2 separate regions of the Mus musculus genome follow, and region 1 is linked to region 2. The links are chromatin contacts, found by POLR2A ChIA-PET in ENCODE. All regions are on one chromosome and are shown on one strand. The core of a region is the stretch at or near the end of the contact, and the rest is flanking DNA. Distances in the headings are between cores, read along the strand shown. Region 1 overlaps Sdk2 (sidekick cell adhesion molecule 2). Region 2 holds the start of D11Wsu47e (DNA segment, Chr 11, Wayne State University 47, expressed).

Region 1 (6,905 bases), core at 3,042-5,541, 130 kb before region 2:
ACCTACACACACACAAACACACACACATCACACACACTCACACACACACACTCACACACTCACACACACACACTCACACACATACACACACACACACACCACACACTCACACTCACACACACTCACACACATACACACACACACACACACCACCTCCTGATTTATCCAGCAAGGGCAGCGGGTAGAGTTTATTAAGGACTTTCTTGAGTTGTAACCAACAAGATATAAATACTAATGCTAAGGCTTAATTAAGACTCTTCTTAGGGGGCTGGTGAGATGGCTCAGCGGGTAAGAGCACCCGACCGCTCTTCTGAAGGTCCTGAGTTCAAATCCCAGCAACCACATGGTGACTCACAACCATCCGTAAGGAGATCTGACTCCCTCTTCTGGAGTGTCTGAAGACAGCTACAGTGTTCTTAGATAAGCCCATACCCAAATAGATAGGCTTTTCTTATTCTTTCTCAATCATTTGGTTCTCTCATTACAATCATTTCTGAATCACTGTTCTCAAAATCTGTTAATAAATTGTGATTTTTATGAAAAGTCAAAAAAAAAAAAAAAAAAGAGGTGACCATTGGAAGTAACAGGTGCCAATCAGCTTGGCTTGACAGTGGGCCCAGTGGATGGGTATGAAAACATCAGAGGGCTTGGGGTAGGGCTCAGCTGGGAGAGTGGCTAGCATTCATGATTCCTGGGGTTTGACCCTCTGCAGGCATAAAGCAACAGGCGTAGGGGCCTCTACCTGTAATCCCAGCACTTAGGAGGTAGAGGCAGGAGGGTCAGCTCCAGGTTGCCCTTAGTCACTTTGTAAAATCAAGGGCGGCTGGGCTATGTAAGTCCTGCTTCCAAAAAAGGGTAAGTAAATAATAATAACAACAGGTTGGCCAGAGAGAGGTGCAGTGCTGATCAAGTGCTTCTGAGCGTGCTTAAGGCCCTGGGCTCTGTTTCTAGCACTATAAGCAACGAGAGAGAGAGAGAGAGAGAGAGAGAGAGAGAGAGAGAGAGAGAGAGAGAGAGAGAGAGAGAAGAGGGGCTGGAGAGATGTCTCAGCAGTTAAGAGCACTGACTGCTCTTCCAGAGGTCCTGAGTTCAATTCCCAGCAACCACATGGTGGCTCACAACCATCTGTAATGGGACCTGTTGCCCTCTTCTGGGATGTGGATAGCAACAGTATACTCACATTCACAAAATAAATAAATAAATCCTAAAAAAAAAATCCTCCTTCCCTTCCCTCACTCCCTTTCTCACAACAGTCTCGGGTTTGGCTTAGAGATTGTTGTCCTCTAGCAGTAATCAATAAATCTTTTTTTAAAAAGAAAAAAGAAAGGAAAGAAGAGAGAAAAAAGAACATTAATTATATATCTTAATTCTATTAAATTTTCGTCAACTATACGTCAGAAAAGTGATTAAAGGGGAAACGGGCTGGGAATAAAAACCAAGAGTTAAGAAATGGGGTCAGGGGCTGGTGAGATGGCTCAGTGGGTAAGAGCACCCTACTGCTCTTCTAGACTGCTCTTCCGAAGGTCCAGAGTTCAAATCCCAGCAACCACATGGTGGCTCACAACCATCCATAACAAGATCTGACTCCCGGGCTGGAGAGATGGCTCTGTGGTTAAGAGCACTGACTGCTCTTCCAGAGGTCCTGAGTTCAATTCCCAGCAACCACATGGTGGCTCACAACCATCTGCAATGGGGTCCGATGCCCTCTTCTGGTGTCTGAAGACAGCTACAGTGTACTTACATATAAATAAATAAATCTTAAAAAAAAAAAAAAAAAAAGAAATGGGGTCAGCGTCATCTGCTGCCGCTCCAGCCACTTCCCCCCATGACATGTCTGTTGGCCTATGTATCAACCATGAGTGAGGTGTCTGGGACACAAAGGAGCCAGATGGGCCAGGGTGCCTGCCCTCTGGAGCCCATAGCCTGGGTTCAGTACATACTCACTTCCCCATGAGTGGGTGCTCTACCAATCAATCATGTCACCTTGGGGACCAGGATCCAGCCTCAGCCCTTGTCCCTTTTACTGTGTATCCTCATCTAACAAAGGTCTACTGACAGCAAGCAGGCAGCCTGCTTCTGTATGTCCTACACCTTGGCACTGCCCTGCCCAATGCCCTCCCCAGCCATTGACCCTGTCTCCCCAACAACACCAAGTATCTCCCTCTAGGACCAGTCATAGGCAGGCCATAAAGGCATTCTGAAATTTGTTTCTTCTTTTGTTCATTACTTAGTATTTTCATATGTTTATGTGCTTGTCTGCATGAGTTCATGTGCACCACAGGGACCCAAGGAGGCCAGAAGAGGGCATCAGATCTCCTAGAACTAGACACATAGGAGCTTCTAAGCCACTAGATGGGTGCTGGGAACCAAACCCAGGTCTTCTTCAAGAGCAGTCAGTGCTCTTAACCACTGAGCCACCTCTCCAGTCCCTTATTTCCTCTTTTAAAAAAAATTATTTATTTATTTATTTTATGTGCACTGGTGTTTTGTCCACATCTTGTGTATATCTTGTGTGAGGGTGTGTCAGATCTTGGAGTTATAGACAGTTGTGAGAACCCGGGTCCCCTGCAAGAACAGTCGGCGCTCTTGACCACTGAGCCATCTCCCCAGCCCCTTGTCTCCGTTCCTAATGCCCTTTCCTGACCTCGCGGTTTTGTTCACATCTCATTATGTCCTTGTTGGGTCTCTTTGCTGGAGGATTCATTCAAAGGCTTCTCCCATGATACAGGGACATCGCTAAACGATAAAGTGCTTGCTGACCAGTTTGCTGTGTTCTGGTGAGACACGGGCACGAGACAGTCTACATAGAACTCAGGCTCCATCTTCAGCGGAGGGAGAGAGACCCTCCAGCAGAGGGCAGGAAGGAGGGAAGAGCTGGAAAGAAGGAAACCAAAGACAATCTCCCATAGTCTCTGCCCCGCTCAAGCTGACTCTCTACTCTCTTTTCCAAACCCAACCCCAAGTACGTTCTCATCTTCACCGTTCCTCCAAATCTCACACTGCTAAGGCTGCTGATAAATCTGCCCTGTTCTTCATCAACCGGTCACAAGCTTCGCCCAGCCTGTCTCCACAGCACCGTGCCTCACCCAGTTGAGACATGACATTCCCCTGCCTGTTTCTCCTCACACAGCCGTCACCCCTCCTCGGCCTCCCCTACCGTTCCAGCTACCCCTGCATTTCCACAGAGGCCCTGGAAACCCCTCTATCCCTCTCCTCAGGCCAGGAGAATCCAACAGTTCTCTGACTGTCTTCGCCAAGCTGCTGATGCTCAGGGCGTGTGCAGAGCTGTAGAGCTAGCCTTGAGCTCTTCCCCAAACGATGAATCCAGGAGACTGCTTTGTGGCTGTTGCGTTCTCATAGTCAGTGGATGCGTGGGTGATTTTATGAATGGAGACCTCAATTCCCCGTATAAAAAGATTTTTTAAATGGAAGCAAGGCAGTAGAGAAGCAAATCTTTTGTAGTAACAAGATGTCCTGACTGCCTCTGCACACGCTGGGGGTGGACACTTTTATTAGCTCTTTCCTACTTTTATTGGTATGGAGGAAAGGAAACTCCAATAGCGTTCAGAACCCTCTCTGGCCAGCAGAGGGAGCCAAATGATCGTCAATCCTGTACAGGGTTTGGGATGCCAGGCTGTATGTAGCAGAATACCAGCTCTTAATGTAATTTGAGAGTCTTCGATGCGTGTTTAAAAGCACTAACCATGCTCATTATAGAGTGCCCGGAGGCTCCACGAAGCTCCTGCTGCACTGAGGACTTAAAATCCTCCACAAGCGTGTAACAATACCCTTAGAAGCTGGCCAGTCCTTACGGCCTGCAGTCTTCTTGCTCGCCCCGGAAAGCGGGTGTCCTTAAGCCCTCTGCAGCTGACCAAGTCACAGGCCTAGCAAATGGTGCCATCAAGAGTTGAGCCACAAACCGAATGCCACCTCTGTCTAGCCTGCACCAGACTTTTCAGACTTTGATCCACGATTATCAGATTGGATTGCGCATATGCACCACCAGGAACTTTATTTACAGCGGGAGCTTTTTACAGGGGCCTTAGCAGCTGAGGCTGCCTATGTGGCACACGGGGCAGAGCTGAGGCTCTCTGCTCCTCACCAGTGCCCTGGCATTGCCAAGCTGTTAGCCCTTGTGCCCCACACAGTGGAGCAGAGCCCATGATTGCTCCCGCCTCTCCAGCTCAGGCTGGTGAGATGCAGGTTCCTATTGAGGCTGACACGCCTGTTACATGGGACAGATGCCAACCCCAGAGACACAAGATACACAGGGGATGACGCTTACAGACGATCGGAGGGTCGGTATTGACTACAAAGTGAAAAGTTCCCGAATCCTTCTTAAATAGCTCTTAGCTACTTCCATATTGTTTCCTGGTTGAAAGCAGGGGTGTCTTTGAACCCCCGAGATGGGCAGGGGCGGAGGGGAGGCCTGATGTCTTCGTCCCTCTCATCCCACAATCTTTGGTTCCCACAGATTTATTTCTGGGAAGTCCAACGGAGGAACCTCACAGAGAGGGTGAAGACTCTCTTCTTGGCTGAGAACAGCGTGAAACTCAAGAACCTGACGGGCTACACAGCCTACATGGTCAGCGTGGCAGCCTTCAATGCTGCGGGGGATGGGCCGAGGAGCACCCCGACCCGGGGCCAGACTCAGCAAGCAGGTAGGGAGAAGTCTCTTGGGGAGGTCAGGGTTTGGGGGACAAACTGGTGTCCACGTCTGGTGTCGGAGCTTTCACGCAGCCGGGGAACTGGGTTCGGATACCCAGGCCCCACTTCCAGATGCCCTGTGGAAAGAAAAGCCCAGCCTGCAAAGAAGGCTCTATGTGTCCATAAAAAAAAGAAAAGAAAAGAAAGAAAAAAAGAAACTCTCACTGGGAACCTTGAGAAAGTCCCCAGATCTCACCTAGCCTGTTCTGCCCACCTTGTCTCAGCTTTTGGGACAGCCGCCACTCCCCGCCCCTGTTTGGCTTTCTCCTCCTTTCTTGTCTCCTTGCCTTTGCTCAGCACACCCCGCGTTCATTGTCTTCTGTGAGCCCACACTTTTGCTTCACACTGGTGATGAAACAATGATTTTTTTTTTAAAAGTAAGTCTGTGTCCTGCTGAGGCCAGGGGACAGGACATAAACAAGCACAGCACAGATGAGCTGGCTGGGGGGTAGGGGGAGCTAAGGGGAGCAGGGTGTGGTTCACAAGATGGCTGGCTACACCTGAGCTGAGCTTTGAGCCAGAGGAGACCAGCTGTGGGAAGTTCTGGAGACAAGCAGGAAGCCGGAAGCAGGATTCCTGTCAGAAGGACCAGCAGGTGCAGAGGCCAGGAGGCTGGAGGGGATTCGAGGGACAGACCCCGGTGTTGACAAGAGAGGTGGAGTGAGGCCCGATTCCCAAGGGTCTGGAGAACAGGATTTGTGTTGAGTGTGATGGGGAGACTCAGAGGGTTGGAGCGGTTAAGAATTAGAACTCTGCCTCAGTGGTTAAGAGTACTGGCTGAGCTGGGCAGTGGTGGAACACACCTTTAATCCCAGTACTCAGGAGGCAGAGGCAGGCAGATTTCTGAGGCTAGCCTGGTCTACAGAGTGAGTTCCAGGACAGCCAGGGCTATACAGAGAAACCTTGTCTCAAAAAAAAAAAAAAAAAAAAAAAAGCACTGGCTCTTAAAAACCCGGGGTTCAATTCCCAGCACCCACGTGACAGCTCGTAACTGCCTGCTACTCCAGTTTCAGGGGACCTGATACTCTCACACAGGCATGCAGGCAAGCAAAAACACCAATGAACATGAAATAAAAATAAACAAATAAAATTTTCAAAAGGGCGGATTTCTGAGTTCGAGGCCAGCCTGGTCTACAAAGTGAGTTCCAGGACAGCCAGGACTATAAAAAGAAACCCTGTCTCAAAAAACCGAAAGAAAGAAAGAAAGAAAGAAAGAAAGAAAGAAAGAAAGAAAGAAAGAAAGAAAGAAAGAAAGAAAGAGAAAGGAAGAAAGAAAGAAAGAAAGAAAGAAAGAAAGAAAGAAAGAAAGAAAGAAAGAAAGAAAGAAAGAAAGGGAAAGGGAAAGGGAAAGGGAAAAAGAAATAAAAAGAAAAACTGGCTCTGCCTTCTGGGCTGAGTCTGGAGGAGATGACAGAGAGAGGTGGGGACTAGATCCAGGCAGGATGGAGGAAGGAGAGAGGGGACAGATCCCCTTGTCCTGAGGTGTCCAAAGCCACTTTTTGGTCAGTGTCACACTGGATTCCCCTAGAATTCCCAGGGAGTAAGCAGTGTAGTGTCTGTCTAACAACAGGGGTTAGAGTCACCCCAGAAAATAGGCTTTTTGCTCCTGATCCCCTGGTAAGGTCATAGGGGAAAGGGCAGATGCTGGAACCAAGGCAGATCTGAGATCTGAGAGAATTCAGGATCTCTCTCTCTCTCTCTCTCTCTCTCTTCCCCCGTGTGTCAACCCTCAAAGCCATGAATTTCATATCTGCAGTTTCAACCAACCAAGAAAGGAAAATATTCCCCAAAATTGCGTCTGTCTGGGTGCAGCAGCACAGACCTTAAGAGGTGAAGCCAGGAATGGGCAAGAGCCAGGGCTCAGAGATGGCTCAGCATTGCTGTTCTTCCAAGAGACTGAGTTCCATTCCCAGAACCTACATTAAGTGTCTCACAACCACCTCGAGCCTCAATTCCAGGGGACCCAACCCCCTTTGTGCTGGCCTCCATGGGCATGGGCGCTGGTGTGACACACACACAGAGACACACATGCACATAAATGAAAAGAAAAGTAAGCCTTTAAAGTCGATCAGAGCCACCTTTAGCTACACAGCAAGTTCGAGACTGCCCTGAGCTAAGGGAGAATGCCTCAAAAGGCAAATAAGCAAGTGAAAATGTATCTATGCTGAAGACAGACAGCACCAAATAACAAATGTGTC
Region 2 (7,513 bases), core at 4,087-6,586:
AGGTGGGCTCACTTCCAGGTACAACTTCAGAGGACCTTACACAGAGGTAATCTGAGCTGAGGACATACTCTTTGCACCCACAGGCCTTGCTTCCCAGCCTGCCACTCATCCCTTAGAGCCCTACCCGTTGGATTTCTTTCCTTCCTTTCTTCCTTTCTCCCAAGACTATGTAGCATTGGTTATCCTGAAACTTGCTCTGTAGACCAGGCTGGCCCTGAACTCAAAGATCCACCTGCCTAGGCACGCACCAGCACGTGTGACTTACCCACTGAATTCCTGCTATGCCTCTCTCCAGTCTAGACAGTCAACTGCTATCTGGATTAGCAGCCTGTCCCAGTCTAACCTTCAACTCTCATGGAGGAGAAGGGAGAAGGAACATTAAAATTGACTCTGGACCAAGACTTCTCTTCCATCAACCAAGTCAAATGTGGGGTAGACTGTGCGGGCGAGAATTAGTTACCTGAAGCAAAGTGACTAATTCTGACCCTTATTTCAAAGGCAGAGCACTCTGGACGGGCAGGGCAGCCCTTGCAAACATGCTCTCTTACCTTTCGAGACGCTCCTGCCCTGCAAAGTGGGAAGAGGAGGGACCTGAGCTGCTAAGCTCCAAGGCGGAGGCCTCCTTGGCAGCACCCCTAGTCCAACATAAGCAGGATAGAGTTCTGGAAACCACTCCAGTCCCACGGACCTGGGAGGAGCCCCTGAGGTAACAGCAGCAACATGCCCAACGAAGGTTTTAGGAACGGGATACTGAGCTGAGTATGACATTAGGCAGTGCCCTGCCTGGGCCGTGTGGGGCTGGTAGAAAGATGTGGGTTCCAGAACATCTCTCACACTTCCCACTGACAGTGTTATGGCAGGGACATGGCTTTGGCCACAGAATTGAGCATTCTCTTCTGGAGTAGATGTCACAGCCGGAGAGGTGAGGCTCTGATTCCCTGACTCCGGCATGAACACGTTCCTAAGTTCGAGGGCGGTATGTGGCTTTGCCTTTGTGGCTGTAATGGGGTCCTTACCACCTTGGCCCAAGCCAGCCCCTTCCTGTACGTTGGTGACAGACATCCTGTTCTCAGTATTTCCCTTGCTCTGGCTCAACTCCATGCCAAGGCCAAGTTCCTGATGCTCTCTGACCGGTGCTTTACCCAGCAGGCCAGTGTGAAGGCCCAGGAGGAGTGATTCTGACTTCTGGGTCTTGGTGTTACCAGGGTGGGCAGAGACTCCCAAGAGGTGGCCTCCATCTTGGGAACCTTCCTCCCTGCTCAACACTGAGGGTGTTACTCTCTGAACCCCGTGGCTGCCACTCTTTGGAGAATGACGATCACTAAGAGGCACATCTAATAATTTTACCCGAAGCTTCTGTCTTTGGGGGTCAACTGTGCCTAACTTGAGCCCGACAGAAGTGGCTGGGTTAGCATGAGGCTGGGTTGATGAATATTTTCTATCTTGATTAGCAAGAAAAGGTTCCACTGAGCTGACCAGTGAAGGCGCTTCTGTCTCTGAGGGACACGGACTTCCCTTGGACTCAGACACATCTTGGGTGAGTTCTCTCTTAGGAGAGGTGGCATCTGACGCAGGAGACCAAGGGGTTGTGACTCTCTGCAGAGTCACCTCTGGCTTGGCCTGGCTGAGTGCTTGGAAGGAGAACTGATTTTGATCTTTGTTTTCTCCTTCTGCTTTTGTTATCCGCACGCTTCCCAAGATCCCCTCTGGAAGCGGAGAGGCTGCAGCTGTCCACGATGCCCTGCTGGTTTCTGCTTTCACAGCTCTTTTCGGACGGTCTACCTCTAGCTCCTTCTCTTTAGCTCTGGTCAAGTCTCTGGTAGGACTCTTCTCTTTTTGAGCAAGTGCAGCTGGCTTGGACTGAGAAACATTTTGATCAGCAGATATGGACGGTCCTCTCATTTTACAGTGCGGCAAGTGGGATTTTAAACGCTTAAACGGCTTCTTACAATAAGGACACACTTCCATCCGGGGCTCGGCTGCACCCATGCTCTTCCTGGAAGGTAAAGGTGGGAGCCGATGAGCAACACAGAGTAACCGTCAACAGCATGGATTTTTAACTTTTGTTTGCTCTGCTTAAGATAGGCCCAGGCTGGCCTCAAGTTCACTATGCAGTTTTATCTACATAGTGAGTTCCAGTACAGCCAGAGCTACACATAGTGAGACCATCTCAAAAAAAAAATTAATAAAATAAAAAGCATTAACAACCCAAACAAAAAAACAAAGCAACACAAAACCAAAAGACTTAACATCTAGTAAGTTAATGCTTAGAGGAAAAGACATTAAAAATGTCAGCCAGAACTTGACTTTGTTATTTATGTCAAGTGGAGGCTACATGAGTTCAATAAAATTGTTAAAAAACAAAATTAAACAAAACCTTAAAGATTAAGAAAAAAAAAATCTACTTAGAGCCTTTAAAAGGGAGCACATAACTAGAGGCAAAGACATCTGGGAGAGTCCAGAGTGGATGTGAGCCTGGGTCATGTGGGAAGAGTAGGGGAGGGGAGAAGGCGGAGCCACAAGAGTGAAAGGCAGAGACAAAAGGGCCTGCCTTTCACAAAATAAATGGATTCCATGGGGAAGAGCAGCTGGGAGAAGCTCAGGCTAGGGGAAGGGGTATGCCAGCCATACCTTGTAACTGGTAGGGAATGAGGGATGCTAGGAAACAAGGAGGCCAGGTCCATTATGACACGTTAAATAGGCACCATTTGTCCTGGGTTTGAGACCTAACAATGACCACCTATAATTCTCCTTTTGGGGGAGTCTGGTGTCCTCTGACCTGCTGGGACACAGTGTGCACATATATAACAAACTCATGCAGGCACATAGACATACACTTAGTAAAAAGGTGAAAGGGGTCCACCAGGTGGGCATTCCTCCCTCAGAGCCCCTCCCATTTTCAGGAATTCTTCAATAAATCACACCCACTCTTCTTGACCCTGCTCTTTAAGGCTGGAACAAGGAAGTATGACATCCATGGGGGTGCAAAAACTGGTTTGAACGTTTCTAAAGTTACACAAGCGAGATTCACTGGGGTGTAAGGACTCAGGAGAACTCTTATCAGCTGGGGATGTGGCTCAGTCGACCTGGCAAGCACGAAGACCTGGGTTCCATCCCCAGCACTGCATAAAACCCGATACTGTGGTATGGTAGACATTCACAATTCCAGCACCCTGAAGTAGAGACAGGATGGCCAGGTCAGTAGACTAGCCTGAGATTTATGAGATCCTGTCTCCTAAATAAATAAATAAATAAAGGAGGGTTTCCCCTCATTCAGGAGAAATGAATCTGAATCTCTGCTCAGATTAATATAGCAACACACACACACACACACACACACACAAATAACAATGAGCCGGGCGTGGTGGTGCACGCCTTTAATCGCAGCACTCAGGAGGCAGAGGCAGGCGGATTTCTGAGTTCGAGGCCAGCCTGGTCTACAGAGTGAGTTCCAGGACAGCCAGGGCTATACAGAGAAACCCTGTCTCAAAAAGACAAAACAAAACAAAACAAAACCAATAAACAGATGGGTATGATCTCCATTTTTAAGTTATAAATTGTAATATAATTGATTATTCATATGTATATGGATATATAATCATAGGAGGATTTCTGAGTTCGAGGCCAGCCTGGTCTACAGAGTGAGTTCCAGGACAGAACCCTGTTTCAAAAAACCCCCCAAAAAAAACCAAAAAAAAAAAAAAGTACATTACACACTATATCTATCTCTTGTTATTCTCTGGAGTTGGGAAAGGAGAGGGTTGAATTACAAAGCTCGCCTGTGAGCTATTACTACATCTTTAAAATTCCAAAGGCCAGGAACCATCTCTCCTGGGGATGACTCCATTCTCAAAATCTACTACCACAAAGCATATTGTGTACCCCTGAATGCTCTGAGGAAGCTAAGGTGGTTTAATGGCAGCCTGGACTACACAGGGAGATTGTCTCTCCATCAATGCCCACGCAGACACACCTCTACCACTGACGCTGGTATGTGACATTTGTTGAACGAATAAACATGTTTACTATAACTATTTAATACCGTGACTGAAAATACCTCCTGGCCAGTAAATAGATTAAAAAAAATAAAAAACAAACAAACCCCCCAAACCCTGAGTCTGAAACCACTTTACAAGATAAAAATCCATTTGTTTAAAGCAACCATTACTTTATCGTTCATAAAAGGCACACCCAAACTGTTTCCCACCGAGTGCACCATAAGTCTTCTGTTAGTGAGAATGCACTGCCGCACTGAAGGGCACACGACAAAGACAATACATGGGCTTTCCAGTTTTTTTGTTTGTTTTGTTTTGGAGACAGGGTTTCTCTGTGTAGCCCTGGCTGTCCTGGAACTCACTCCGTAGACCAGGCTGGCCTTGACCTCAGAAATCCGCCTGCCTCTGCCTCCCAAGTGTTGGGATTAAAGGCGCGCGCCACCGCCGCCCGGTTGGACTTTCCAGTTTTAACGGTAGACTTTTTTGAGATGATGGGGTCTTACCTGGTAGCCTTGTCTTCCCTGGAACTCTCACTAGGTAGACCAGGATGGCCTTGAACTCACATAGATCAGCTTGCTCTGCCTCCTGAGTAGTGGGATTAAAAGGCGTGCATTACTACGCCAGACTCTACACCCTACACTTTAACAGGGGTTTCGTTTTCCTGCCTGACCTCTTGTCGACTCTCCTAAAGACCCCCATGCTTATGGATCACTGTTCACGTTTGGCAGAAACTCTGAATATCAGTTTGTGTAAGGTGGGGAGCTGATAGTACTGAGTCCTAGACAAAGAACTGGATTATGCTCCTGACAGAGAAAAGGGAATGCGTCTGACAACCAAAGTTAAGACTTCCCCAAGTCTTAGAGTACACGTATTCTGGTGGTGGTGGTGAGATCACATGGGAGACAAGGTCTCAAGTAGCCCAGGCTGGCTTCGAACTTGTTACACAGTCGAGGATGATTCTGACCTCCTGGTCTTGCAGCTTCTCCTCCCAAGAATGGGGATGACAGGTGTGCGCAACTCACGGCGGGCAGGGACCTCGCGATTCGCCACTGATCAAGCTCACCTCGCCAGCCGCGAGGCAGCTCCGTCCACACCGCCGCGTTCCCACGCCTGCCGGTCTCCCCCACACCTCTCGGTCCGGCCTCTTCCAGCAGGTGGGCGTGGCCCTTCCCGGTACGGAACTCCGTTATCCCGTTCGCCTGTTCCGCACTCCTCTCTTGACCTGCAACAAAGGTCGCGGAAAAATAGCCCAGCCCTTAGCTACTCCATGGAACGGGCTCCGCACCGTTCGGAGACGCGAAGTTCCACGCCGCACACTCTTAGAACCCGGAGCCCACCAACACCTTCCCAACCAGAGGACCCCTGAGCCTGTGGCCGTCCGCGTCTGTGCCTGATGGAGCTCGTCTGGTTCTTTTTAAAATTTTCACCTTAGAGAGGCTTAACGCAGAGACAAGTATCAATGATCGTCAAATAATGTAATTTATCTAAAATCTGGCTTGACTTTTACGTCGTGTCCTGTTTTGTTTTTGAACAGGCGGCTGCCCCGGACACCTAAACGGGGGTCCTGGAAGTTCCCGGTCAGTCTTCCCTCTGGGACCCGCCTCTTCCTGCGTGCGCGGTGATGGGAAAGCGCGGCCGGCGTCCCGCCTCCGCGCAGCCGCAGGAGGACAGTACCACGGCGCCTGCGACATGGGGAGGCGCGGAGGCGACACCGGAAGTGGCTGTGGTCCGGGTCGGCCCGAGGGGGACTCAGCGCCCGCAGCAACCACCCGCGCGGCGGCGGTCAGAGCTCAGACCCGTGCGGGTGGGCGTGGCGGGCGCCGGGACACAGCTCCGACTGTTCGCTGTCGGCGCGGGGCGGCGCCGCGTCGCTCGCCTTCACCAGCTGCCATGAGCGAGCGCCTCCGCCCCAGGTGAGGGAAGGGGGGAACCCGCTTTCTCCGCGGCCCCTCGGCCGAGGATGTGCGCTCTGGAGCCGAGGGGCGGACGGAGCCGGCGGGGTGGTGGTGCGAGGCTCTGGGCTGCGCTGCTCTGCGGTCGGAGGAGGCGGAGGGGAGAAGGTGGCGCCGCCTCTGACACTTGGACCCCGTGGGCAGCCAGGGAGGCGACGCTCTGGAATCCAGGGCTGCCCCTTCTCCGTCTTTTCCTTGTTTTCTTCGTCTTCTGCCCTTTCCGCTTCGGAATGAGGTTTGTTCGGCCCGACGAGACGGACGGTGTGGTCCTTCCTAAATTGAGGCGGGCGGTGGTGGTAGGGGGATGGGAGGGATGGCCGATCTGGAAGAGATGGCTCCCTTCGAGCGAGGCGCCTCGGAGAGGGGACGGGATGCTTCGGGGGCGGGGAGCTGCTGGCGCCCCAAGGTCAGGAGAAAGGCGGGGGTTGGGCTTAACCCCTGCAGCTGGGAGGGCTTAGGGCAGACCGCAGCGCTGTGCCCTCCCTCATCTGATGGACCCGGGTGGGTGGTGACCCACTCTCGGTTGTAGCATTAGCAGGCAGGATTCTAAACAGTTTGGATGAGGGGCCAGTTGGCTGGGAGCAGGGAGGTGGCTAACACCACGAGTTACTCTCAACCCTCACTAGGCGGGCGGCCCCTCGGGGCTTTAGGCCCGATCCAGATGAAGTTTCTTTTCTCCTTATTTTCCGTCTGGGAAGAAGTAAGTTGGGACGCCTTACCTCAGAATGAAGAAGGCTGGCTTTATTTCTTACTGGAAAGTCTCCTAATAAGATGCTTGACGATCTATCTACATCTACGCTAAGTTGTACTTTTTCATTTCTCTGGTGGAGAACAGAGAACGGATTTAGAGAGACTCATTTATTTATCTAAGTCTATTCAGGCTCGCGGCTCTTTATTCCGTAGTCGTCTCAGGCTTAAAGAAGGTGGATCGTAGGCTTGCTTTTTTATTTTCTCTCATAAATGATTTTACTTATTTTATTTTATGTGTATGAGTGGTTTGCCTGTGTATATGTATGTACATCACGACGTGCGTGTCTAGTGTCAACGTAGACTCAGAGGAGGGCTGGGAACAAAACCCCAGTCCTCTGTAGGACTAACAGGGGTCTTCCGTGGCTGGGCCATCTCCTCAGCCCTGAGTCTTGTTCCTTGCATTCTTTGGTTATGAATGTAATCATTGTTTTGCAAGGCTTCTCCCTGAAACAGTTATTTCATGGGACTGGGGTTCCCCAACATTCTGAGATGACTTGATCCAGTGGTGAGAATTTTAAGGTCCCTAGACTGAATTGAGTGACTGATTTTGGTTCTATAGTAATTGTAGTAGAAAGCCTGTACTTGTGTCAAAAAAAAAATGATCAAACTAAATTGGAAATTAGAAGGTGCTTGCCAGAATTATAATCTGGTCCATGGCATTAATGTACTCCAAAAGGTTTAATCTTACTGATTGTACAGATAGAATGAAGCCATAATCTTGCCAGTTATTAGAAATCATTGGAAGGTTCAAATTAGGTCAAGTTGGAATTATGGACCAGTTACAGTCACACCATTAGAGTTAGGGCTGTGACCTTT

Evidence for each region. ChIA-PET counts read pairs that join two places held with the same protein, here RNA polymerase II (POLR2A).
Region 1: POLR2A ChIA-PET joins it to region 2 with 8 read pairs in Patski. The contact joins the enhancer-like site here to the promoter of D11Wsu47e in region 2. POLR2A ChIA-PET finds 5 or more read pairs at or near these places in 3 of 5 experiments (Patski and embryonic stem cell).

What each region holds. Positions count from the first base shown.
Region 1 is chr11:113,808,085-113,814,989 of GRCm38, reverse strand. It overlaps Sdk2 (sidekick cell adhesion molecule 2), which reads left to right. Exons shown (of 45, transcript NM_172800.3): 37 at 4,475-4,661. Among named protein-coding and RNA genes, the nearest start is that of Gm51930, 7.4 kb to the right of the region's middle. Within about 2 kb of position 4,291, at least 2 of the 3 ENCODE cell types and tissues checked have a DNase peak (open chromatin) inside an H3K27ac peak, as active enhancers do.
Region 2 is chr11:113,682,257-113,689,769 of GRCm38, reverse strand. It overlaps D11Wsu47e (DNA segment, Chr 11, Wayne State University 47, expressed), which reads right to left and starts at 5,336. Exons shown (of 5, transcript NM_001361593.1): 1 at 5,059-5,336; 2 at 549-1,996. The coding sequence starts at 1,989. It overlaps Fam104a (family with sequence similarity 104, member A), which reads left to right and starts at 5,619. Exons shown (of 3, transcript NM_138598.5): 1 at 5,619-5,908. The coding sequence starts at 5,685.